3 separate regions of the Mus musculus genome follow, and all the other regions are linked to region 1. A link is a loop called in an ENCODE intact Hi-C map of the cell type or tissue named here. Cell type or tissue: left cerebral cortex. All regions are shown on one strand.

What was found. Peaks named below come from ENCODE experiments on the same cell type or tissue, not always from the same donor. Only the 100,000 strongest peaks of a DNase experiment are listed, where the experiment ranks them.
Region 2: a loop joins it to region 1, with 2.6 times the contacts of the local background. A loop is called at or near these places in 12 of 42 quality-filtered maps.
Region 3: it touches region 1 in a loop (2.2-fold over the local background); 7 of 42 quality-filtered maps call a loop at or near these places.

Annotation. Positions count from the first base shown.
Region 1 is chr4:33,115,913-33,123,912 of GRCm38, forward strand. No RefSeq gene overlaps it. Among named protein-coding and RNA genes, the nearest start is that of Gabrr1, 13 kb to the right of the region's middle. In left cerebral cortex, CTCF peaks have their summits at 3,408 (motif pointing left) and 4,163 (motif pointing right); a DNase peak (open chromatin) is centred at 3,409.
Region 2 is chr4:32,747,327-32,755,326 of GRCm38, forward strand. It overlaps Mdn1 (midasin AAA ATPase 1), which reads left to right. Exons shown (of 102, transcript NM_001081392.1): 77 at 518-623; 78 at 1,249-1,364; 79 at 2,227-2,709; 80 at 2,924-3,150; 81 at 3,587-3,742; 82 at 3,901-4,067; 83 at 4,705-4,866; 84 at 7,104-7,241. Among named protein-coding and RNA genes, the nearest start is that of Lyrm2, 49 kb to the right of the region's middle. In left cerebral cortex, no CTCF peak of the experiment used is centred here; a DNase peak (open chromatin) is centred at 3,578.
Region 3 is chr4:33,049,206-33,057,205 of GRCm38, forward strand. Ube2j1 (ubiquitin-conjugating enzyme E2J 1) reads left to right here. Exons shown (of 8, transcript NM_019586.4): 8 at 477-3,162. The coding sequence ends at 755. It also overlaps the pseudogene Gm11931. Among named protein-coding and RNA genes, the nearest start is that of Gabrr2, 9.9 kb to the right of the region's middle. In left cerebral cortex, no CTCF peak of the experiment used is centred here; a DNase peak (open chromatin) is centred at 3,043.

The sequences.
Region 1 (8,000 bases):
CAGATTACTGAGAGAAAAGGCTGGACACGGGAACAGAAGTCAGACCTTTTATGTATCCCAAACCGAACACTAGTGTGTCAAAGCTAAGCCCGATGGAACAGGCCTGTAATCCTACCCACTACAGAGGCTAAGGTAGGAAGGAGCATTACAGGTTCAAGGCTAGCCTGTACTGCAGAGTAAGTTCAAGGCCAGCCTGAGCAACTTAAGATTCTATCTCAAAAAAGCAAAGCCAAATAAGCAAAAAGCCCAAACCAATCAAGCAAAACCCGTAATGATCAAAGAATCTGACTGGAACAAGGAAGCAGATGCGGAGTAGCGGGTTACTTTGGGGGTACACTGTAAATACCACAGCTGAACACAGGTCCAGTGAGAACGGGCTGACAACGCCTGACCTCATGTCTGCTCAGCCTCAACATGAAGTGAGCCCAAGAGAGAAGAAACCTGTTAGAACAGATTCATAGGAATTGGCTATTAGTTGCTGCCCCAGACTGTCTCCCATTTTCCGCAGGCAGGAGATGGCTCAGCCACCTACCTGTTTCTCAGACGCCACACACACTATGATGATAACCCTGCCCTGCACCCATTTTTTTTTGTTTGTTTGTTTGTTTTTTTGGCCAGGAAAATGGCCTGAAACCTCTTCTGTCCAGGCCTTTGTGGCCCTCTACAAGACACAACAGTTTAGCAAGGAATCAGAAAACTCCAGAAAGCAAGGAAATCCAACCCTGACCTGATTTCATAGACCCCTGACAAATCCGAATGTCTTTCGGAGACAGTATAAATCCGCTTACGTCTACCTGATGCTCCATCAACCTAGAGGCTGCAAAGGTCAGCAGATGGCATCCGAGTCCCACAACAGTGGTCTCTGCTTTGTGGTCCTCATCTACTGAAGTGTGTGAATGTTGATCTTTGACCGCTACTGACTTCTTTGAGAAATCACGACTCTTATTTTGATCAAGCCTCAGTAATGATACAACCCTCAAGATCAGAAACTATGGAATAAAATTGTAACCTTAAAGCCAGTTTAATGTATTTAAAGCACATAAAACCGTCTTTAGGTTTACATAGGATCTTAATGTGCTTCATTATAATTTCATATAATTTATCTTTTGCATGTATTTGGGACACCAACTATCTCTGTGCTTTTTAGCTTAAAAAAAAATCACATATACTTCATCTAATGTATAGGTCTGAAAATTGCTGAAGGAAGATCCCAGACTCAGATAGCATACAAAAGCAAAGAGTATTTATTCTGCAGAAACAACCAGCATGCGGGGGTCAACCATTCTTTGAAGTGGTAACCCCAGATAAAGGCATGCAGGCCTTCTTCTAGGGAATTGGGGGAACCCTCTAGAAGGATTAGGTAATCTGAACTTTCGACTGGTGGGTGCTAGGGGGTCACAGGTGATAAGTGGTCTACATTCCTATGTCATGAGCGTGCAATCATGTGATGACGTAGGGCTGTCCAGCGCAGATGACCCACTTGGAGATAAGATATTTCCCTGTTTTTGTGGTTGTCCCCAGGCTGTTCTTTGGAGAGGATTTTATGATCTTGTTCTGGATTTTGTGGTCGGTTTTTAGAGCTGGTGTCTTATGACCTAGTTTCTGGGACTCACGGTCTATTCCTGAAGTTGGTGCCTTAAGGCCTTTTTTGAAATCAGGTCTGGTACTCAAAATGGGAGAAAATGGGGTCTTTAAATGGGGACAAATGGGGCTTATATTGTCCTCTCAATACCTTTAATCTGGGCACTTGGGATGCCGAGGTGGGTGGGTCTCTGTGGTTATGAGGTCAGCCTGGTTCATCCTCTGGAACTGGAGTTACAGGCAGTTGTGTGCGCCACCACGTAAGTGCTAGGAACTGAACCTGGGTCACCTGAAAGAGTTGTAGCAGTAGTTACTCTTAACTGGTGAGCCATCTCTCTAGCCTAGTCTACACATGAGTCCCCAGCCAGTGAGTACAGCCAGGGTTACAAGTGAGACCCTGCCTCACCCTCAAACAAAGAAATAAACCAGCACAGGTTGGAGTGACCTTTCTTCACATTGTTTTAAGATGTGTCTCTGTATTTTCAGTTGTTAATTCTGTACTGGCTGAGAGCTAAGTGCTGGCAGGGCTTTGGTATTGTCATTTCTTTGGCCCATTACTGGGTTTTCTATTTGTAAATGCTTGTTCTTCCACACCTACCCCAAAGATGAAGGTCAAACAGCCCTCACTGCCTAAAGGCAATCCCAAGAGATGGACCCGGCCTTGTCTTATGGTTGACTAGTCATAATAAAGATCTGACAGCCAATAGCTGGGGCAGAAAGAATGGGCAGAACTTCTGGGCAGGCAGAGGCAGGAAACTAGAAGGAAACAGACGGGAGAGTGGGATGGATCAGGGAAGTGAAGAGATGGCCTGTGATGGGGACACAGTGCCGGGAAGTCAGGTTAAGTTAAAAGCTAGCTGCGACTCTGTCCCAGCAAGGCCTGAAGATTTAAACTATCTAGAACTCTTCTGACTTATTTAAAAGGTAAGTAGGTCCGTGAAAACACCGCAATATTTAGCACACCAATGTGGGGCACAAAATCCAAACTTAGGCACTCGATTCAGGCTTAGGCCACGAGTTCCAGACACAGGAGCCAGACGAGAGAATCCAGGCACAAGAGTGTGGAGCCATGGCGACTGCAAAAGCCTAGGAGAGACCAAGAGAAGGAGATGGTGCAGCTCAGGCAACTGCCCCTTCTGGTCTGGCCGGTTGCTGGCGCCTCAGGTGGGCATAGGTCACCTGGCCGCTGCAGTTTCTCCGGCCAGCTGCTGCTGCAAGTGCAGTGGGTGGAGACCACAGGCTCCCAGGCAGGACCTAACACATCCCTGAGCCCCGTACCTGGAGCTGCACCTTTCTAGAAAGAAACAAAGGCTGAAGATCTCAGAATCAGTAATGCATGTTCGGAACGGGCAATTTGCAGAGGACAGAGTTTAAAGAAACTTAAGTACAGAAATAATTATCAAAGATTGAAAGTGGTAAAAGAGAAGTAATTGGAAATATTTTGTAAGTGTGCATAAACACTGAAAATAGGAAACTATAGACCGTCAAAGAAAGAAATACTAAGTTTAAATATAATAAAGTGAAGTCTCTGAAGGAAGAGTAGGGAAGGAGTTAAAAATAAATGGAAAACACTGTCAGAGGGTGTTTGGACCCTGTATAGGTTTGTTTTAATTATAAACATAGATCTAATTATGTGTTTGGTAATAATTGCAGTTTTTTATGTCCGTTCTAAGAAAGATAAAAGTAAAGTAGAATTAAATAAGGAAAGAACTGAGAGATGGAATGCTAGATTAAAAGCAATAAAACAGAAATTAGAGGATTTTTCAAATCAGAAAAAGAATTGTCTTGCTAGGTCTGAGAAATCCAATCGAAAGCCTATGCTGCCACCTAGTGGTGATATTTCAGGGTGGCAGTCTAGTCCCATTAGAAGACCAACAACGATTTTTTTCTTTTTTCTCTTCTCTTCTCTTCTCTTCTCTTCTCTTCTCTTCTCTTCTCTTCTCTTCTCTTCTCTTCTCTTCTCTTCTCTTCTCTTCTCTTCTCTTCTCTTCTCTTCTCTTCTCTTCTCTTCTTTCTCTTTCTTTCTTTCTTTCTTTCTTTCTTTCTTTCTTTCTTTCTTTTTTCTTTCTCTTTCAACTACAATAAGACAGCTCCAGGTGAGAGAAACATACAAGGCTGTGAAGATTTTGGATAGAAGCCCATAGAGATGCTAGATCTAAAAAGATTTAAAGAGGCAATGGTAGCTTATGGCATACAATCACCTTATGTGAAACAGATGCTTAATAACTGGCCCATGCAAAATGGTATAATTCCAAAAGATTGGAAAGATTTCATGTCAGCCATCTTACGACCTGGCCCTCAACTACAATGGTTGATACGGTGGAGAGAAGAGCTATGGAGCAATGCAATAGGACTCGAGAGGCATTAACATTGCCAGGAATCAGTTGCTAGGTGAAGGTTAGTGTGCTGGGTAAAGAATTAACTCAGCAGATTATGTTCAATGATGCCACCTTAGAGCAGTGTTGTACAGTAGCTTTAAATGTTTGGGACAAGGATGAACAATGGGGAAAGTGGTCTGACTTATTTACAGAAACGTATTTACCCAGGGCTCAGAAGAATCTTTCACTGACTGATTTATTTTATATGTGTACACTGTTGCTCTCTGCAGACACATCAGTAGAGGGCATCAGATCCCATTACAGATGGTTGTGAGCCACCATGTGGTTGCTGGGAATTGAACTCAGGACCTCTGGAAAAGCAGCCAGTGCTCTTAATCACTGAGCCATCTCTTCAGCCCCAGGCTAGACGTTGTCCCCAGGCCTCAAACCCTGACTCCATTCTTGTCTGCCACTCCCAGAGGCACCTGGATGTCCAAGAGTCTGAGAATCCCATGACCCTGGCCTCATCGCAGGCCTGGAGACCCCTGAACCAACTCAGACTTTCCAGCATCTCAGACTGTGCTTTCCTGCCCCAGGAGGGCGTCTCCGCGCTTCCCTACAGCCCAGGGTCGGGTAAGCTTGGTCAAACTTTCCACATTCTGCCTCCCCAAGCAGCCATGCCCAGCGGAGGATCCACCTAAAATAAGGGGTTTCATTGTGACTTTCCTACACATTCATAACACGTTTTGATCATATTCCTGCTCCATCACCCTTGCCCCCATCTCCTGGCTCTCTTGCTCTTCCTAAAATCTCTCTCACACTTTCATGTTTTCTTTTTAAAATCTAGATTCCTTATCACGTGGCAATTGTCCTTCTGAGTTTGTCTCATTTCGCTCAACTTGATCTCTAGTTCCACCCCCTTTCCTGAAAACCACGTGGTTTCATTCTTACTTATGGCTGAGTTACTATATGTGTGCATGTGTGTAGTTGTGTGCCAGGCTATCCAGTTGTGATGCACTGATGGGAGTTTAAGCTGACTGCGTATGGAATTCCACATGCCTGATTCCACTAGAACCTCTTGGTGTCGTGTGGCTACTGTGGATAGTGCCGCAATACATATGGGTGTTCAGGCATCTCTGCTGTGTGATAACTTTGTCTCCTTCCATGACATATCAGCGTGAGTTGGTGGACCATATGACTCAGTAGAGAGGCTCAAAAACAAAAGCCTTCTGAGCTCTTGTAATTGCAGAAAACAGCCAGGGCCCAACACAGAAAGGGTTCTATAACAAGCCTCTCTCCTCTCATTTCTGGGAGGGGAGCCTCCTGGTGGAAGAAGAGGCCTTATTATAAAATCTCCGCAGATGCTATGAGCCTGTCCTTCATGTAGACGCATCTTCAAGCTGACTGATTCAGTCTGGCTTCTCTCAGCTTCTCACTGAGTTGCTCTGCTTGGCTTCATATTAACTCTGGCAATTTGTTCTAATCTTCTGGCTCCTTCTCATTCTCTGGCTTATTCTATCTTCACCTGTGTCTAGCATGTTCTTTCTCTATAACCTGTCTGTCCCAGTAAAACTGCCTTCTTCCTTCTTTTCTCTCTCTCTTAAGTAGCTTCCCTCTCCTCTCTCTTCTGAGAGTCAGGCATATCCTATTCTGTCAAATCTTTCCCTTATTTGTCACTGTGTCTGCCACTCAATTACGGCAGAAGAGTACAGGTTACATTAGTATTTCTGTCCTCCCCAAGACCTCAAGGCATGTGCAATTAGGGCAGAATTACATCCAGCTGACTAGGAAGGATGGCCGGATACTCAGGAAAGGGACTTAAGAGGGAAGGTAAGCAGTCAGTTGCCCAACTATGATAATCTTTTGCCAGCCGGCCCAGCAGAATTCCAGAAAATGGTGCCAGTCACTTGGAGGAGGTCCTGAATGACAAGGTATGTGTGTAGGGGGTGTGCAGGTGCCTGTGGAGGCCAGAGGTTAAGGCTAATACTTTCTTTGGTGACTCTGCACCTTTTTAAAATTGGGTATCCCATTGAACCTGGAATGGCTAAACTGGCTAGTGAGCTCTAGGAATCCACTTGTCCACGTTGTTTCCCCGGTGCCAAGGTTATATACCCAGGCCTAGGCTTTCTGTGTAACCAGGACGCTCAAATTCAGGGTCTTAAGCTTGTGCCGCAGGCACTGCAGCAATGGACTCATCTACTAAGCCCTAGAAAAACATTTCCTAATCTAGCATCCAAAAATCTCTTCATGCTCACACTCCTCGGAGGTGTGTTGCATTGTCTTAAATATTCTGTTGCATTCAGTCTGAGAACATCTCCCCTTGTCGCTCATCCTTGATATCAGCAGGGCACTGCGACTCTCCAACCACGCTGAGCTCACACTGCCATCTGGAGGCGTCACATCTGCTGCCTCGGTTTCTGTAGCTGAACGGTTGTCAAGGGGGCTGACATTGGGGTCACCATGGAGTTCTATTGGTTTTTCCCTTAAGTTCCTCCAAGACTCTTATTCTCCACAGAAGCCTCTTTCAGTTTGCTTAGCAAAATTGAGCCATGTGGTACTGAACAATTCCAAATGTGCCTCTGTCTAGATGTTATCAGAAGGATCCTGGACTGCACTTTAGAAATCACCTGTTGTTTGCTATCCTAATGAGACAAGGAAACCAAGACCAAGAAACTCTGTTGAATTTTGCCTCTAGTATGTAATGTTCAGTCGAATTCCTTTTTCTTAGGGTCTCAAAGAAAAACTACCACATGATATTTATATGTGACATGTATTTATACATTTAGAAATATATACATATATTATATATGCATATATAGGGATACACAAATATATATACACACACACATATATATATATATACATATACATATGTATATATATAAGTTACTAAGTACATAAATATGGCCTCCTCAGTCTGTATAATATTACTTGTATGTATATTTTCAGGGTTAATCATTTGATTGAGAACCATTGGTGTGCTGGTTCCTGAAGATTTCTCCCACTCCCAGAATTCCTTGCTTGTCTGTAATTCTTTGGGTATGGTTAATGCTCACTATCACCCACCTACTATCTCACAGAAAATTCCCTGATCCCCTAGCTCTTACAGTCTGACTTAGGGTTTTCTTGCTGTGAAGAGACACCACGATGAAGGCAGCTCTTGATGTGGGAAGCCACATGTGCCGTTGCAGAGTGGTGCTAGCTACTGCTGGCCACCACGCATAAGTTTGAACAAACAACCAATGTGTACATATGCAGTAAAGCTTTTTGCCAAGTCACTGCCTGGCCCGGGCATGTTAATGAGGTACTGAGAATATAACCAATCAGATGTGAGACATGCAAATGAGGTATGTTAATGAGGTTCTGTGAGGTACTGAGAGAGAGTAGCCAATCATATGAGAAACATGCAAATGAGGCATAGTGTATAACCAATCCAGGTGTGAGACACGCCTCTCCTAGGCCTATATAAGCAGCACCAGTTCTGGGCTCGGGGTCTCTTCACCTCTGCAATCAAGCTCTCCCAATAAACGTGTGCAGAAGGATCCTGTTGCAGTGTCGTTCTGTGGGAAGCCACATGTGCCGTTGCAGAGTGGCACTGACTACTGCTGGCCACCACGCATAAGTTTGGACAAACAACCAATGTGTACATATGCAGTAAAGTTTTTTGCAAAGACACTGCCTGGCCCGGGCATGATAATGAGGCTTTGAAAGTATAACCAATCAGATGTGAGACATGCAAATGAGGTATGATAATGAGGCTCTGTGAGGTACAGAGAGAGAGAGTAGCCAATCAGATGAGGAACATGCAAATGAGGTGTAGTGCATAACCAATCCGGGTGTGAGACACGCCTCTCCTAGGCCTATAAAAGCAGCACCAGTTCTGGGCTTGGGGTCTCTTCACCTCTGCAATCAAGCTCTCCCAATAAACGTGTGCAGAAGGATCCTGTTGCAGCGTCATTCTTGCTGGTCGAGTGCGGCGCGCACAAGATCGTTCTTGTTGGTCAAGTCGGGCGCGCGCAAGAACAAAGGACAGTTTCAGAGGTTTAGTCCATTGTCGTCATGATGGAAATCATGGCAGCATACTGGCTGATGTGGCGCTGG
Region 2 (8,000 bases), 370 kb before region 1:
ATATAATAAATAAATAAATCTAAAAAAAAAAAAAATGGGGAAATTACATAGCACATTTCTAGTTTTTGAGGACAACTTGCCAAATGGGCTTGTGTTTTCATTTGGGCTCCGTGAGGCTGGGATTGGGTTGTGCCGTCTAAAAAGACACATGCTTTCCTGTTTACTTTTATCAGCTTAGCACCTGTGTGGCCCTGTGTTAAGCTGTCTGTGCCTTTTGCCATTTTGTGCATGCATGTTCCTCGTTTACACCACAATTAGCCCCTGTTCACATGAGTGTTATAAGCTATACCTTCCACCACTAAATTAATTTATAAAGGGTTCACTGGAGAAAACAGACCATTGCTACTGCTTATATACTGGTAATGCTTCCAATGCTAAGTATCCCGCTCAGATAGACCAATTTCAGTGGTTGATTCTGGGTTACACCTAAATATTCTCAGAAATCTTGAGACCTTGGGGTCTTCAGAGGGTAGTTGTTGTGGTTTTAATACAATAAGTTGCCTGATTTCTTTCCTAGGCTCCTCACAGAAATTTCATCTTTGTGGGATGGGTGCCAGAAGTACTTTTATCGCTCTCTTGCACGGCACACCAGGCTTACTGCAGCACTAGCAACTCCTGTCAAGGTAGACCGGCATGGGCTGGGGAAAGCATCTGTGTGTTCATCCATGCATCGTCCTTACCAGGCACTGACAGACTTGTTAAGGCGAAGTCAGTATGAGTCAGTGTGGATCCTAGAACATCTTAGACGTTCCATTGCATTTGCTAAGAGGCTCACTTTACTCTTGTGAGTTGAGAACCAGACCATCCATGTCCATTGTTTTGGTCTTGTACCTCGTTCTTCCTCATGGATGTCAGTGATCTCCAAAAGCTAGTCTGAGCGCCAGAGCCTGAGAGCATGCACACACTGCCGCTCACCCTCACTGGATATGATAATAACCTCTGTTTCAAGAAATAGCTTTTGGGCCTGGAGAGATGGTTCAGTGGTTATGAGCAGTTGCTGAACTTGCAAACAACCCAGGTTCAGTTCCCAGAGCTGCCTCCTTACTGTCTGTAGCTCCAGTTTCTCAAGGGCACCAGACACGTATGTGATGTACGTACATACATGCAGCAAAACACTTAAACACATAAAATAATTTTTATTTTGTTTTCTAAAGAAATAGTTTCCTGGTGGAGCTTCTGGTGCGTGTGTCAGGAGGGCAGGGGCTGTCCCCAATGCCTTCAGCATGCGCTTTCTCTTCTTCCTGCCAGGAAGTCAGCATGGGTACCATTGAGAGATGCAAAGGGTTCTCAGCCCACTTGATGAAGCTGCTCATCCGACAGCGTCACTCTCTGACCACACTGACTGAGCAGTGGATCATCCTCAGGTATGCTCTGGCAAGGAGGTTTGGTTGCAGCAATTAGGGAGATCTGTGCTGATCAGCTCAGAGTTGCTTGACATGCCGAGATGGATACCTTCCACTCCATTAAGTGAATTTGAGCCCAAAAAGGCAGCTAGAGTTTCTTTTGGCCCCATTGCTTCCTTTTGATGGCAGGCCTTTGGCATTACTGGCAAAAACAGTCTGTGGACTGAGTTCAGGGCTAGGCCAAAACAATAAAAAGAGTTGTGTAAAGTGAGTCTGAAACAAGAACTTTACTGTCATAGGCTGGTAGTCAGGGCTGTGTTCTTGGTTGGGGGCGCTCCCTGAACTTTGGGACTGGAGTTGAGTCGGCTTCTGTCAGACTTTTAGATTTCCCCAGAGCAGTTTGCTCCTCAGTAGAGAGAGATAGTTAAGAGATGGGGGAGAGTTAGGAAGGCTGTTAGCATCTGTTGAGTAGATTCTTGGCTTGTATTCAGTTTGGCTTCTATTTCTGCTCAGCTCATTGGGGTTCATTTAGCAGAGAAGTACATTTGCAAGGTAGTAAGAGTTGAGGTCACTGCAGTGCTGTGACTGCTTGCTGTCTGGCAGAGGGCTGGAGGCTTCTGCTGATAACGGCATAAGTTTTGAGACCATTTCTGAAAGACTGAAGAATGTGTTTAGTTTAACAAGCAAGGCATTTTAATACAGAGTTTTTTCTACCTGTTTTCTTAACCTCTGCAAAGAGGGAACTCTGGCCTGCGTGGGTGGGTGGGTGTGTGCATGCGTGCTCATGTTCTTAACCTTGGCACACTTCTTAGTTTCATGAAAAACTGAACTTGTTCAAACACCCTAGTGCATGAGTGAAGATGCCATTGTCTTTCCTGCACAGGAACCTCCTCAGCTGTGTACAAGAAATTCACAGCAGGCTGACTGGGCCCCCTGTCTATCCCGTGGCCTTCCCGCCTCAGGACAGTGTGCAGCAGTGGACAGAGCGACTGCAGCACCTGGCCATGCAGAGCCAGATCCTCCTGGAGCAGTTCTCCTGGCTCTTCCAGTGCTGTCCCAGTGCAGAGCCAACTGTAGGCCACAGAGATGCCCAAGTTCAGGAACACCCTTCTGCCTCTCATCTGGAAAACATTGATTTTAAAGAGACAATAGCTGGAGTAATGCCAGACTTACTTTCCTCTGATCTGAGCTACCCATCCCCAGTACCTACAAGTCAGCTGCCTTCTGCTTGCCGGATGAGGAGACAGGATCAGCTTTGGCAACAATCAACTGCAGGGTTGACAGAGATGCTGAAAACTATTAAAACTATGAAGGCTGGTGTTGACAAAATTAGGCAGCAGTCTTGTGAGACCCTCTTTCATACATGGTAAGTGTGTCTGTCTTGACCATTTCTTGCTTGCACAGACTTATATCTTATACTAGAATCATGAAAAGAATAGTGCTTGATCCTGTCACTCAGCAAACCCATATTGTGCTTTGACATATATCTAACTGTAAACTTTGAGACATAGCATGTTTGCTGCTGTTAGAGGGAGAGGGGAATAGGTGTGGCTTTCAACATTGTGATATTTCTGTTGCAGGGAAGATTTTGAAGTTTGCTCTTCTGGGCTGAATTGCCTGTCCCAAGTGTCAGCTCATTTGCAAGGCCTAGCGTCCTTGTTCATTCTTCCAGGGATAGAGGTTGAACAAACAGATTCACGAATGGCCTTAGTTGAAAGCCTGGACTATCTAAGAGGAGAAGTCAGCAAAGCCATCGATGACTTCACTGCCTGGAAAGCACGTCTGTTCGTTGCACACAAGCAAGAGGGTGAGAACTTAGAATTAAGGCGATGGGATATCAAGTGCAGGTCTCTCTGTTGGAGGTTTGTGCCTTCCTTGGAGGAGCGGAGGCTCACTCGTCCATTGCAGTTTTCCTTGAGCTCAAATGCCTAAGGCCAATATGTGAAATAAACCGGGTGTTTGTACACTCCATCATAACTATTGTTGCTTTTTTTAAAAAACCTTTTTTTTTTTTTTTTTTTTTGGTAACAGTGATATAAAATGATAAGCTCTTAGGTTTATGCAGGCAAGGAAGCTGCTGGTTTTGTCCTTGGATCCAGCACAGATTGACATAGTGGATAGCAAATAATAGAACACTTTCCTTAAACAGCCATTTGGAAAGTAACACATGAGTATTACTCATGATCCAGAGACATTACAGGGAGTGAGAGCTAGGCTTGGCTATGTACCATGTTGTTTACTAGGAAACCAGATGGTGGAAGAAAGCTTTGTTGAAGACTTTTCAGAGCAAGTAGAAACTGCCATCCGGGCCATTCTCTGCACCATCCAGAACTTGGCAGAAAGAAACAATAAGAAAGCAGAAGACAGTGCTGTTGACAAGAGACTGCAAGAAGAGGATGGTATGTCTGAAAGTTGTGCAGAAATAACCTCAGTAGTTCTAACTTTTATAATTAAGTTAGGCTCTGGCTAACTAAAGACAGAGTTAGATACAGGCTGCATGAGGAGAGATCTGAGAAGTTAGTTTTGCTGCTTGTGTGTTTAGGGGGAAAAGAAGAAGAGGCAAGTTTTAAGAGCCTGCAGCCAGGACATCTAACAAAGCTCTTAGAGGACGACTTCTGGGCGAGTGTGAGCACTTTACACGTCCAGAAAATCATTTCTTCTGTCTCCGAGCTGTTGGAGAGGCTCAAGTCCTGCAGTGAGGATGGCAACACAACCAAGCACAAGGTAACCAGAGGTTCTTGGCAGAATGTCCTTCACCTCACTCCAAGTGAGGAGAGGGGACCCCCTAGCAGACCCAGTGCCTGCTAGCTCACTGGATTTGCTTTAGTCATTGATAAGCTCTGAAAAGACAGAACATTTGCTCTCGATAGGTGCAAAAGAGCTGGCCATCCAGAACACCTACTGTGTTGGACTCAGTTCGCACCCCATCCCATGCTCCTGGGTGTGAGCTCTATCAGTAAGAAGCGGTAGTCACACTGACTAGCCCAGAGAAGCGGCTCATTTTATTTCATTGCATCTAGTCCCAACTTTGGTATATTGGTAGAATTTACTTATAAATAGTTCTTTTTTTAAAAAAATGGTAGACTGAAGAGATAGCTAAGCAGTTAAGAGTAATAGTAATAATGCAAGATATCATAGTTCAGACTTGGGAGGCTGAAGCAAGAGAATCACCATTAGTCTAAGGCCAACCAGAGCTCCTTGGTGAGCTTCAGGACAGCCTGAGCTACACAGTAACATACAGCCTCAGAAGAGGTGGTGGTGGCCGTGGCGGTGGCAGCGGTAGCAGATCTAGTTCTAAAGCATCTCGTCTCTCCAAAGGGAGGGCCTCTTAAGCACAGTGATTGGCATTTGTTTGTCTCAGGTCTTCAGCCAGTCCTGTGGCTTGCTAGTGCGCCTGATACCCATCCTGTGTGGCTTCTCAGACCTTGTCCTCTTCTTCCTGACCGTATCGCTGGCCACTCACCGGAGCACGGCAAAGCTGCTCTCTGTGCTTGCCCAGACCTTTACAGAGCTCTCCCAGAAGGTAAGGACTGTCAGTGTGGAATGCCATGGAACCGCACACAGACATTTCACTTCTTCCAGGGCTTGCTGGGCTTTTATGATAGACTCAGAAATAGCAGCAGGTGCTCTGTCCCTTGTGGGTTTAGGGCTTGTTCTAGAACCTGATTGCCAAACAGGTTTCCAGTAAGATCTTAAAGCTAGCAAATCCCATCTTGACCAAAGGGACAATCTAAAGGCTGCTGCCTTCTCTTAAATTAGCCTTTCTCCCTGTCTTCTTGAACTCTCAGATTATGATTAAATGATAAAAGGGCTGCTGGTGCTAAAGAGGAAAAAGTTGTTCTTTCATTAAGGTACATATGCTGCTGTGGAAAGCAGCATGCCTGTAGCTTGTGGACCCGCCTTTGCTTCAGAGTTGGTGAACTCTAGCAGACGTGGTGCAGTGTAGAAAGTACAGATCTTGGACTCAAGTTGGACACTGTCCCAACTTGAGTCCCAGACTCTACTTCTGATATTTTTACAAGCAACACCATCACATGACTTTAAAAGGTTTTCTTTGATTTCTTCCTTAGTATTCTGAGATCTTTTTCAACTAAGTACAATATAAATGACGTAGAAAACAGAATAGGAGTCTGGACTTGTAAACACTTAAACATTTTTAGTCTCTAAAGTCCTAAACTTAGAGAGTGGGAAGCTATCCCGAGGTCTCAGATCCAGAAGATAAGTGTGTGTGTCTTTTGAGTGATGGCTTGGTCTTCAGGTTTGCCCATCTTCTTTCTTGATACTTCTTGAAGAAAACTGTGCAAAGGATAACGAAAACATAAGGTACAGTGGTAGAGGTGCCGTCTCTGTGTCTGCTAACGGGCCTTGGCCTGAGCTCCATAGTGGCATGGCAGCATGGTGGCTGTCCACATTAGAGCTACCTAGTGGTGTGTTCTGCAAAGGGAATCCCACTCCTATGTGGACACATTCATCTGCCTATAGCTGAACACCTCTTAAAATAACAAGTCTGACAGGTGAAAGGACTTGCCACCAAGCCTGACAGCCTAATTTTAAGTCTTGAAACCCATGTGGTTGAAGAGGGAAACCAACTCACATTTCCCCACTCATGCATCATGACATATACACAACTACCTTCATACACACACACACACACACACACACACAGAAATAAATGAATGTTAGAAAATAATGATAGTGTAGTTAAGTAGGAAAATACTTAAGCATTTCCAGCTAGCTTTCTAAAACTGTACACACCTTGAAAGTGAGTGCCGGGAGCTGGAGAGATGGCTCAGCGGTTAAGAGCACCAACTGCTCTTCCGGACGTCCTGAGTTCAAATCCCAGCAACCACATGGTGGCTCACTACCATCTGTAATGAGATCGGATGCCCTCATCTGGTACATCTGAAGACAGCTACAGTGTCCTCGCATATAATAAATAAATCTTTAAAAAAAAAAAAAAAAAGAAAGTGAGTGCCGAGTGTCTGAATCATCCAGCCTTTCTGAATGGTGCTGACCTTTGGTGTGGATGTGACACAGGACTTCAGTAGTAGGTTTAGATTTTAATGAAAGCACTGAGTTTAGGTGCTGGAGAAATAGATCAGCTGTTAAGAGCACTGGCTACTCTTCCAGAGGTCTTCCAGAGTTCAATTCTCAGCAACCACATGGTAGCTCGCAACCGTCTGTAATGGGTTCCAATGCCCAATTCTGATGTGAATAAAGACAGCTACAGTGAATTCATATCCATAAAATAAGCAAATAAATATTTTTTTAAGCACTGAGTTTCTAGGAAGTGGCTTCATTGTAGCACAGTCATGGTGGTGGTGTTCTTGGGCCTCTCCTCTGATAATTAGTAACTTCAGTTTTTAGTACATTTTTATCCTTGGCCTGACCGATAGCATGTTTTCTGTTAAATACAATTTCTTATTAAGAGGCGTTACTCTCAGTGTTTGTTTTCAAGCTTCTTTCCAGAGGAATCAGTTTTGTTACTTGTGACTGTGACTGAGCCTGTCTCTGTTCATAGATGTGCTCAGCCCTCTCCAGAGTAACCATTCTACCTATCCTGATGCTATATTTCATTCAGGTTTTTGTCTTGGCAATGTAGCATAACTGTGTACCAGATGTCTACAAAGTTAGAGTCTTACTTAAAATCTCAAAACTGTGAAACTGCATGATCCCTGCCAGTTCTGAGAGGGAAAAGAATGTCAAAAATCTGCTGCATTTCCAGCCAGATTATAACATTTGCTAACTCTTTCCCCCAAGGGGTTTTGTTTACCTAAAGAATTGATGGAAGATTCCGCAGGAGAGGGAGCAACGCAGTTCCATGACTACGAGGGAGGTGGGATCGGAGATGGCGAGGGCATGAAGGATGTGAGTGACCGGATAGAAAATGAGGAACAGGTACGTTCGCACAGCTTATGTAAGCTGACTCTTGAGTGTTTAATCAAACTTGTTAGTACGCCAACAGCATCATACTGATCTGTGTAGGTCTTTAGATTAAAACCTAACTCCAGGACCTTTGCAGCTCAGCCATTTGTTACGATAATAGTCTTGGAAGGATTGACCTTTCCAGTTTGATTTTTTTTTTTTTTTAAAGATTTATTTATTTTATTTTATTATATGTGAGTACACTGTAGCTGTCTTAAGTCACTCCAGAAGAGGGCATCAGATCTTGTTATGGATGGTTGTGAGCTAACATGTGGTTGCTGGGATTTGAGCTCAAGACCTTTGGAAGAGCAGTCGGTGCTCTTAACCGCTGAGCCATCTCACCAGCCCCCTCCAGTTTGATTTTAAATGGGGACTTGCTGATGATTTCTGAAGAGTATTTTGATATGATAATTGTTTGATTTTGTTTTGTTTAAGTTTACATTATTTTGTGCAGGAATGGGATAAGGCATACACATATAATAAGTCAGGAGACAAATTGTGGAGTGTTTTTTGGTCTGTGTACCTGTCTATAAACAAACAAAAAGTTAATACCAATCGAAGTTTATTTTTCTTGGAAGGGAAAACTAGAAAGAAATTTTTAAAAATGATGCTGGTGTTTATGTGTTAATTTTATACTTTTTATTATTTCAAATTTTCTATATTTCTCTAGTATACACAGTCATAGAGTATTTCTCTAAATTAAAATAATTTAAGATTTTAAATTATGGGAAA
Region 3 (8,000 bases), 67 kb before region 1:
GGGTTTTAGTTCACTGGACTCTGGAAAAGGGTAAGCTGTGTCTGAAAACAAGCACATTTTACAATACCGATATGAAAAACTTATGGCTTAAAACTATTTCCTTATTGTTGTTGGTGAAGGAGTGTCAGTGTGGTAAGGTAATACTGAAGAATCAGTATCCCTCAGGATCTTCTGAAAGAAGAATCGTGCCCAGATGCTGAGCGGAAACTGCTGTCCCTGTGTCTACCAACTGGAGAGAAACAGCCACACCAGGCCTCTGGCTGCTGGGAAATGGGCTCCTCCACCTCACAGAGCTCAGGATAAGCTGGGTTTCTGGCTTATTCATCAGGATTGCTTCCTAGTCTCCGAATTCAGATGGTTCTAGTTAAATTTGCCTTAGTCATATTTAATACTCTAGGTATTCTCAAACTGTTAACAAGTGCATGAACAACTTTTTTGGGGGCCGATTTCAAACAGATTTTCTTATCATTTCTTAGTATGGCGCCCAGAATCCATCAGGAGCACCCTTGCCACAACCTACCCAGCCAGCTCCTAAGAATACCTCCATGAGCCCTCGGCAGCGCAGAGCCCAGCAACAGAGTCAGAGAAGGCCATCCACTTCCCCCGATGTGCTCCAAGGCCAGCCACCAAGAGCCCACCACACAGAGCACGGCGGGTCCGCCATGCTGATCATCATCCTGACTTTAGCATTGGCGGCTCTTATATTCCGACGAATATATCTGGCCAATGAGTACATATTTGACTTTGAGTTATAATGCTGGTTTGTGACTTAAGAGCTGTGACTCAGTTGCTTCATTAAACATTCTGCATTGGGTATAACCTAAGGATTGTTTACAAAAAGATTATTTTGTATTTACCCTCCATTACTTTTTTATTGTTATAAATTCATTTGCTATAAGTAGACATTCAGGCTGTGGTCCAAAAGTTTGTCCTGCCTAGGTTATGGACTGGAAGCCATAGTTCCTTGTCTTACTGTTTAATCTACGTCACAAACAAGTAACTTATTGTGGTTGCTCACAGCCAAGCTGCTTTTCTATGTAGTCCTTTGCATTTTCAGATAAAAGAAGGTGTTTCCACATTGGAGTATTACTGGGTACTCAGTCTCCCTTGCTGAGTACTGTCTTTAGTTATATAGACCAAGAGGGATGAAGGATGGGGGAGGGGCACTGCTCACTAGCTTCTTGAGAAGTGTCATTTATAGTAGAGACAGGGGAGTGCCCACTCTGTGAACTTTGTATTTGAAACTTTGTGTGGTGAGAATAATTTTATTTTAGACATTCATGAAGATCTTTGTTATATTTTTGTTTTTGGATATTACTTGAAGAGGAAAGACTTTGTAGCCACTTTGGTATGCACCATCTCCAATATGCACACAAATGAAAAGAAAGCGGGCTTTCATAACCTGTCTCAAGGAAGGAAGGGTCCAAGCCAGAAGTTGTTTTATTTTTCTTTTACAAGTAGGTAAGGAGATCTTAAAGTTTGAGTCTTTACTTTCATTTGTACATGGTTTGAATTATATGCCCAGCTCATAATCACTATAGCTTTTCATTATTCCAGAAATATGCTTAGTATTCAGATTTTAATAGAAAAACTCAGGGCCCAAATAACAGTGATAGATTAACCACAACAAACCTTTACTTAGAATTGTTCACTAGTCAAGGCCTAAGAAAAATTTCATGAAAAGTCTATCTTTGCCTTGGCGCCAGCAAGTCCCCCCATGCTGACGCGTGTAGCTCTGTCATCTCAGTGACTAGTGAGACTGCTTAGGACAACGTCGTCGTCAGCATGCTCCCTCAGCAACCTTGAGGGCACTGTCGAGGGCCCCACATTGCCCATTTGACTGGAAAATATAGGCAGTCCCCAGCTTTTAAATATATCATGCTCTCAAAGCCCATTTAGAAGTTTTTGTTTTGTTTTTGTTTTTAAGGACAACTGAATATAAATGGTGTTTGGGTTCTAGCTCAGTCCACAACGGTCAGTTCATATGTCTTTTAAGTATATGTGGGAGGGGAGTTGTAAAGTCCTCATGGTGTTTTAACTAAATATAATTATGGGCAAGAAAAAAACAGCTCACAAAATCATTCTAAAGGTGAGCTTAATTTTCACTCCTGTCATGTGATGTTGTGGTCTGTTACCACTGAAGATAATTTTCATTTGTATTTGGTAGTCAGGTTTTGTTGTTACTGTTGTTATCCCAACACCTAAAGTTTTAAAAGGCACTGAGTGCTAGACGATAATCTCCCAGTTTAATAGAGTAGATTTTATAGTTATTTAAGGATTGTTTATTGATGAGGTTGGTAAAATCTAGAAAGGCCAAGGACTTTGTGAAGACTTCATGTAAGGAAGACTATAGGTTACCATTTTAAAAATAATGTTCTTGCTTTGAAAAAGTATATTTTGAGGTCTTAGTTTATAATATGAGAAACTTGGGGTCCATGATCTAGTAAGAAGTCAGTAAGCCAATGGGAAGCCTGGGTGGCCTTCCCACTTAGGAGAAGAACCCTGATGGTGTGCCCCAGGCCGAGATGGCTTGTGTGCTAGAGCAGTCCTCCCCAAGTCAGGCCCGGCTAGCCTTGGGGCTCTGCCATCTTGCTGTGTCCACATGGACCCCTGTGCCAGGTGGCGAGGGTTGTTCCAAGATCTTATCCACCCCCTCACTTTTGCTAACTGGCTACCTCCTTACGTGTGTTGGTATTTTTTAGCACCTGATACACATATCAAAGTGGTACATTTTGCTTTTACCCCTGATATGCTATTTAAAAATTGTCCTCCAACCCCCACCTTGGAGCTAGTGAGCTCCTAGAAAGGGCCTCTGTTGTCAGAGCCTCAGGTTAACTCCCTAGATCCAGTATAAGGCACAAACCAGGGAGAAACTGGTAGGTAGTCTTCAATCCTTGTTTCCCCAGTTCTCAGAGTTCAGAACTCAAGGCTTCTTCACTGATCAGCATAGCACATGAGTACACATCAAATTAGTTCAAATAGCATGCTTGAAAAAAATCTGCCTGTTTTGCTTGTAGCAGTCTGGCCCATGAGCCAACCGAACCTTCTGTACGTGGGTGGGGCTTTGATGTAGCACTTTACATTTCCCTGCTGCTGCTGTTGTTTATTCTACTGAAATAAATGCTTTCACCAAGCTGCTTGGTGAATTTAAAAACTAAGTTATTTACTGGTGTTACTATGAAAATGGCAACTTTCCCTATTTCAGAGAATAAGATCTCTGCTTATTCAGCTTCGGTTTATGAAGAAACACTGTGGTATCTTGAGATTGCTCACTTTTATAGCCCAGAATTTCCAACCTCACATACCTGTTCTGACAAGGCCTTAGGATGACGTGCAAAGCAGCCTACATCACTCTATGGCCTGCGAGTATGTATGTATCAAGCGTATCGTAGTGACCCTCAGAGTGACTCCCTGAGGCCGTGTGAACAAATGTCTATTCACCTCAAACAGGGCATTACCCACAGTCCAAGAACCAGTTCACCCAAGGCTATGGCAGTGGACCAGTGAGCTTATTGGGGTTACTTACAACAGGAGCATGAGTGAATTGAAGGTGGTATCATCCGGGGAAAAGCCTACCTCAGCCTGGGCGATGACCAATGACTCAGGGAACAGCAGCTCTGCTGCATGACTGACAGGCAGCTCAGCCTATTAGAGTCTCTCCCTGAGTGGGTGGTGCTTCTTTGGGATGCGGCTTGTGAAACTTGTTTTGGGAGCTTCCTTACCCTTGCAGGTTTCCTTTCCTTCCCGAGTCTTATATGCCCCTGCCCTCTCCCCATTCTTCCCTCTAAACGAGGATTTCAGTTAGAGCCTTCCAGCTGTGCTACACTGGCTGGCCAAGAGTAATGATACTCACCTGAGCCATTGAAACTGGCAGGAAGCTGTTCAACCCAAAAGCTGAGTGCCTTTTGAACAGGTGTTTTCAGAACTTGTCTGAGCTGCCCAATAAAACCAGTGACTGCACTCAGACCTCATTTTTAACCGGAGGTGGTTGTATTTGCTACCCAATCTTACTCCGTGTCCATATTTGAGTACCATGTCTGGATCTTTCCATTTTTCCTTGTGGTTTTCACCACCACTTTCATTAGTCACTGTCTAATTTGCACAGTCACCTCTGGATCTCCCCCAGACTTGTGCCTTTTTTTTTTTTTTAATACAAACAATCAGTCTTAAGTATACCTGCTTCTGCCTTCTGCCTCACCTCTATCAAAATGGCAGCAGGGCATGGTGGCACATACCTGTAATCAGCAGGCAGGTGGGTCATTGTGAATTTCTGACAGCCTAGGCAACATAGCAAGTTCAAGCTATCCAGGGCTGCGTCGTGAGACCCTGTCTCAAACAACAACAAAAACCTAATAAATTATTATTATTATTTTAACTAGGCAAAGAATTTTATTAACCTTTTCCAGCCTTTCCCAGGCTTCTTCAGCTTAATTTGCTGCAAAGAATGAATTAGGTATAAGCAAAAACTGAAAAGAGCGGCAGTGTTCAGCGGGCTTGGGCTTAAAAATATTAGAGATCTAGATTTTATCAGCTCCATAATAAACAAAAAAGAAATTTAAGAAGCAGTCATGATATAAAATAGCAGCTCCTGTAACTTGTGCAAGGGTCGCCTTCTTCAGAGGTTGCTGCAGTTCAGTTTGCTTTGTTCTTAGAAGCCTCATCAGAATTCTCCAGCAGACCTGGAACTGCATCCTCCTCCTCCTCTCCAGGAGCAAGTGGTGCTTTCCATCCACAGACTGTCTGGGCAGAGCTTAAAAGAGTCAGACCGTCTGCACCCAGCTGGTTTCAGATGCTGGGAAGCATGGCTATCAACTGCTTCGTCTCAGCGTGGCCTGTAATGGTGAAGGTGTTTGCTGCCATGGATGCCTGAACTTTAGGGTTGTTAAAATGGATCCCTGTTCCTTGGTTGTAAACATGGTCACCTCTTCAATACCAGAGATGTTGTTTACCCCTAACTTTTCTAAGGAGAGCTGCAGTCTTTTATTGTTTGCTGTGGCTGTTCTGTGAACCACCTTCTTGTTTCCACGAGCGGTTCCTTTCCCACCAATGCCCACTTGTGCCTGCAGCTTGGCGAGTTTTCTTTCATCTTGTCGGAGTGGAAATGGAGCTGAAAGGGGAACTAAGGTTCACGCTTGCTCAGGGGGTCTTGGGCACTCAGGCAGACCAGCTGAGATAAGGCACACACACAGGGACACAGGATGGCAGCTAGAGGCCTAATACAATTCAATACTAAAAAGAGCTAGCTTTATTTAACATGGACAACAGATTTGAAGCTGGGCATGGTGGCACACACTTGTAAGTCCAGTATGTGGGAGATAGAGACAGAGGAGGACTGGAAGTTTTGAAGTCCTTGACTATGTGGTGAGATTGAAACTAGCACAAGCCAGATGAGACCCTGCAGAGAAGGAAGTGGAACAAAGCAAACCCAACAGATTTGACTAGCCATCTCTCCAGAAATATCTGGATGGCCTATGTGAATGTAAAGGAAAGCTCAATATCAGTAGCTGTTGGGAAAGCTGTACCCCAAAACTACACTAAGGTGCCACAAGCCAAGCTAGGGCACTCATAACTAGACAAACTCCCTGTGATCCTAGCACTTGGGAAGTTGAGGCCTGTTTGTGCTATAAAGTAAAACCTTATCTTAAAAGTAGGGACTGGGTTTGGAGAGAGAGGGAGAGAGAGAGGGGGAAAGAGGGAGGGAGAGAGAGAGACACAGAGAGAGAGAGAGAACGAGAACTTGTTGCCCTGGCCGAGAACCTGTGTATGGTTCTCAGTACTCAGGTAATAACTTTCTCTAACTCCAGTTCCAGGGCATCTGATGCCCTTTTCTGACCTCCTTGGGCACAAAGCATAAACTGTGCATATTCATACATGCAGGCAAAAATACTTATAAATTAGAAAAAAGCCAGATGACTTTTGGAAAAACTGTGAAGAAATTGGAACCACATTTCAGAGGTTCTTAGAAAGGAGGGTACCAGTGAAAGAAGAGGACATACACAAACAACGGCTTCTCCAGAGCCATTCACGCTCAGGTGTCTTTACAACGGGTACACGTAGGGTTTTGGCAACTAAAGTTCTATCTGTAAGGTGGCAAAGAAAGCCCTTCCCCTTTCGTTACCCAGTGAGTGAAGCATAAAAGGTTAAAAGGTAGAGGCCTTCATTCTGTAAGCGGGTGTAAGGTGGATTCATGGGGTCATTGCTCAGGTGAGACGCTTGCCTGCTTCTAGAAACCCAAGGTTAGAGAGCACACTGGCCCCATATCTGCAGTGTGTTCCCTGTCCTTGGTGAGACATCTTTGGGAAGCACCTCTTGTCCCTAAGTGAAAGCTTTGGGCTTTACCAGTGTCTCTGAAGTTTTCTCACTCCACCAACAGACAGGCAAGCCAGACTTTTCTCGTGCTTTCCCGCCCACACCCCCATCATTTTCCCTGTCTTTCTATTGTCTATGGAAGCATCAAATGCTCACTGCACGGCAGTCCTGACTTACTGCCCGCTTCCTCTTTTTCGCCTTCTCTTGGGGAGATCCCTCATCAGAGAGGTCTAACATTTGGGTTCAAGTACACCAGGATAGATTTTTGGGGGTTTTATGGAGTTGATGAGAAAAGTTATTAATGGCAGGTAACAGCACAGTAGGGGCTCTGAAGAAAGTCTGGTCCCCAGCACCAGAGACAGAAGGTATGGCAGGGTTCCTGAAGAGAGGAATCAGGGCCCATGTGGCAGAGTCTGGGGTCCTTTCTTAAACAGCTCTCTGAGAAAAGGTGTGTGATGGTGGTGATAAGGGTTTACAACCTGCAGTCAGGATCCCTGACCCTACAGAAGGCAGGGAAGCAGGTGGGGACAGAATGGTCACCAATGCCTCCTTTGATGTAAATTCACTCCCCATGATGAGTAACCCTGGCACCTGAGACTGTGTTCACTAGAGTCACAGAAAATGTTCTTGTGTGGAGGTACACAGTAAATGTGATATATTGTCTTTTAATCTGAGGGTTAAATAAGAAAAGGAGAACTTCCCTTAGAGAAGACACCATTTGGTAACTGTCTCTCCTGCATGAGCAGCTCCTGAAATAAAGGCAATTCACTTAAAAGTTTCATTTTTTTCCCTAGAAACTGTCTCTCTGGATTTGCTAATGGCATAAGGCCAGGTTCTCAACAATCAGGTGAGACCCAGGGCCCATGTATTAGGAATAAACCACACCAGACTTCCCACTTGCTTGCTGGAGTTTCACAGCAGTGCAGCCTTCTCTATGCAAAAGTTAAACTTGCCTTGCTGAAACACTTGGCATTGGGTGTCAGTCTGCCTGGCACCCCAGATGCATGTCTAACATTCCAGAAGGTGCTTGTTGATGTCTGTGAGGGGGAAAGGACACTGCAGGCTAGGCAGCAGTGTAGTGTAGAGTCCAGTGCTATGTATCTTATGAGCAAGCTTGCCTCCATCTTGGGCTTGAAAGCCATCTTACAAATAAAGACAAACTAGACTCGTTCCTGTTTATTAGTAAATCTGTTTCTCAAGGATTGGGCTGTGCCCCACCTGAAACCCTGCAAATGGTTCTGTACTGCCTGTTCCAGGAAACAGCAACCAGTGCTTTGTTTCAAAAGTTTATTGCAAGCACCTGCTGTCATGACCAACTCATCATGCTGCTCCTGTAACTCTGCCTATTTGTCACCCAAGTCCCCTCATTTGGAAGCCCCCTACCTACCCCTGAGCTATAAAAACCCTTATCTTGCCCATGTCCAATGCTGACCTCTTGAATCCTGCTTTAGGGAGAGGGTGTGTATATGAACAAAAAAATATTGTTTACCAGTTGGGGTGACCCTTTAATCCCAGCACTTGGGAGAAGAGGCAAGTGGATCTCTGTGGGTTCAAAGCCAAGCTTAGTCTACAATGTGAGTCCAGGACAGCCACAGCTTGTTACACAGAGAAACCCTGTCCATAAAAACAAAACAAAACCCAAAAATTTTGCTTTAATTATTTTGGCCATGATCATTTGGGTCGATGGTCTT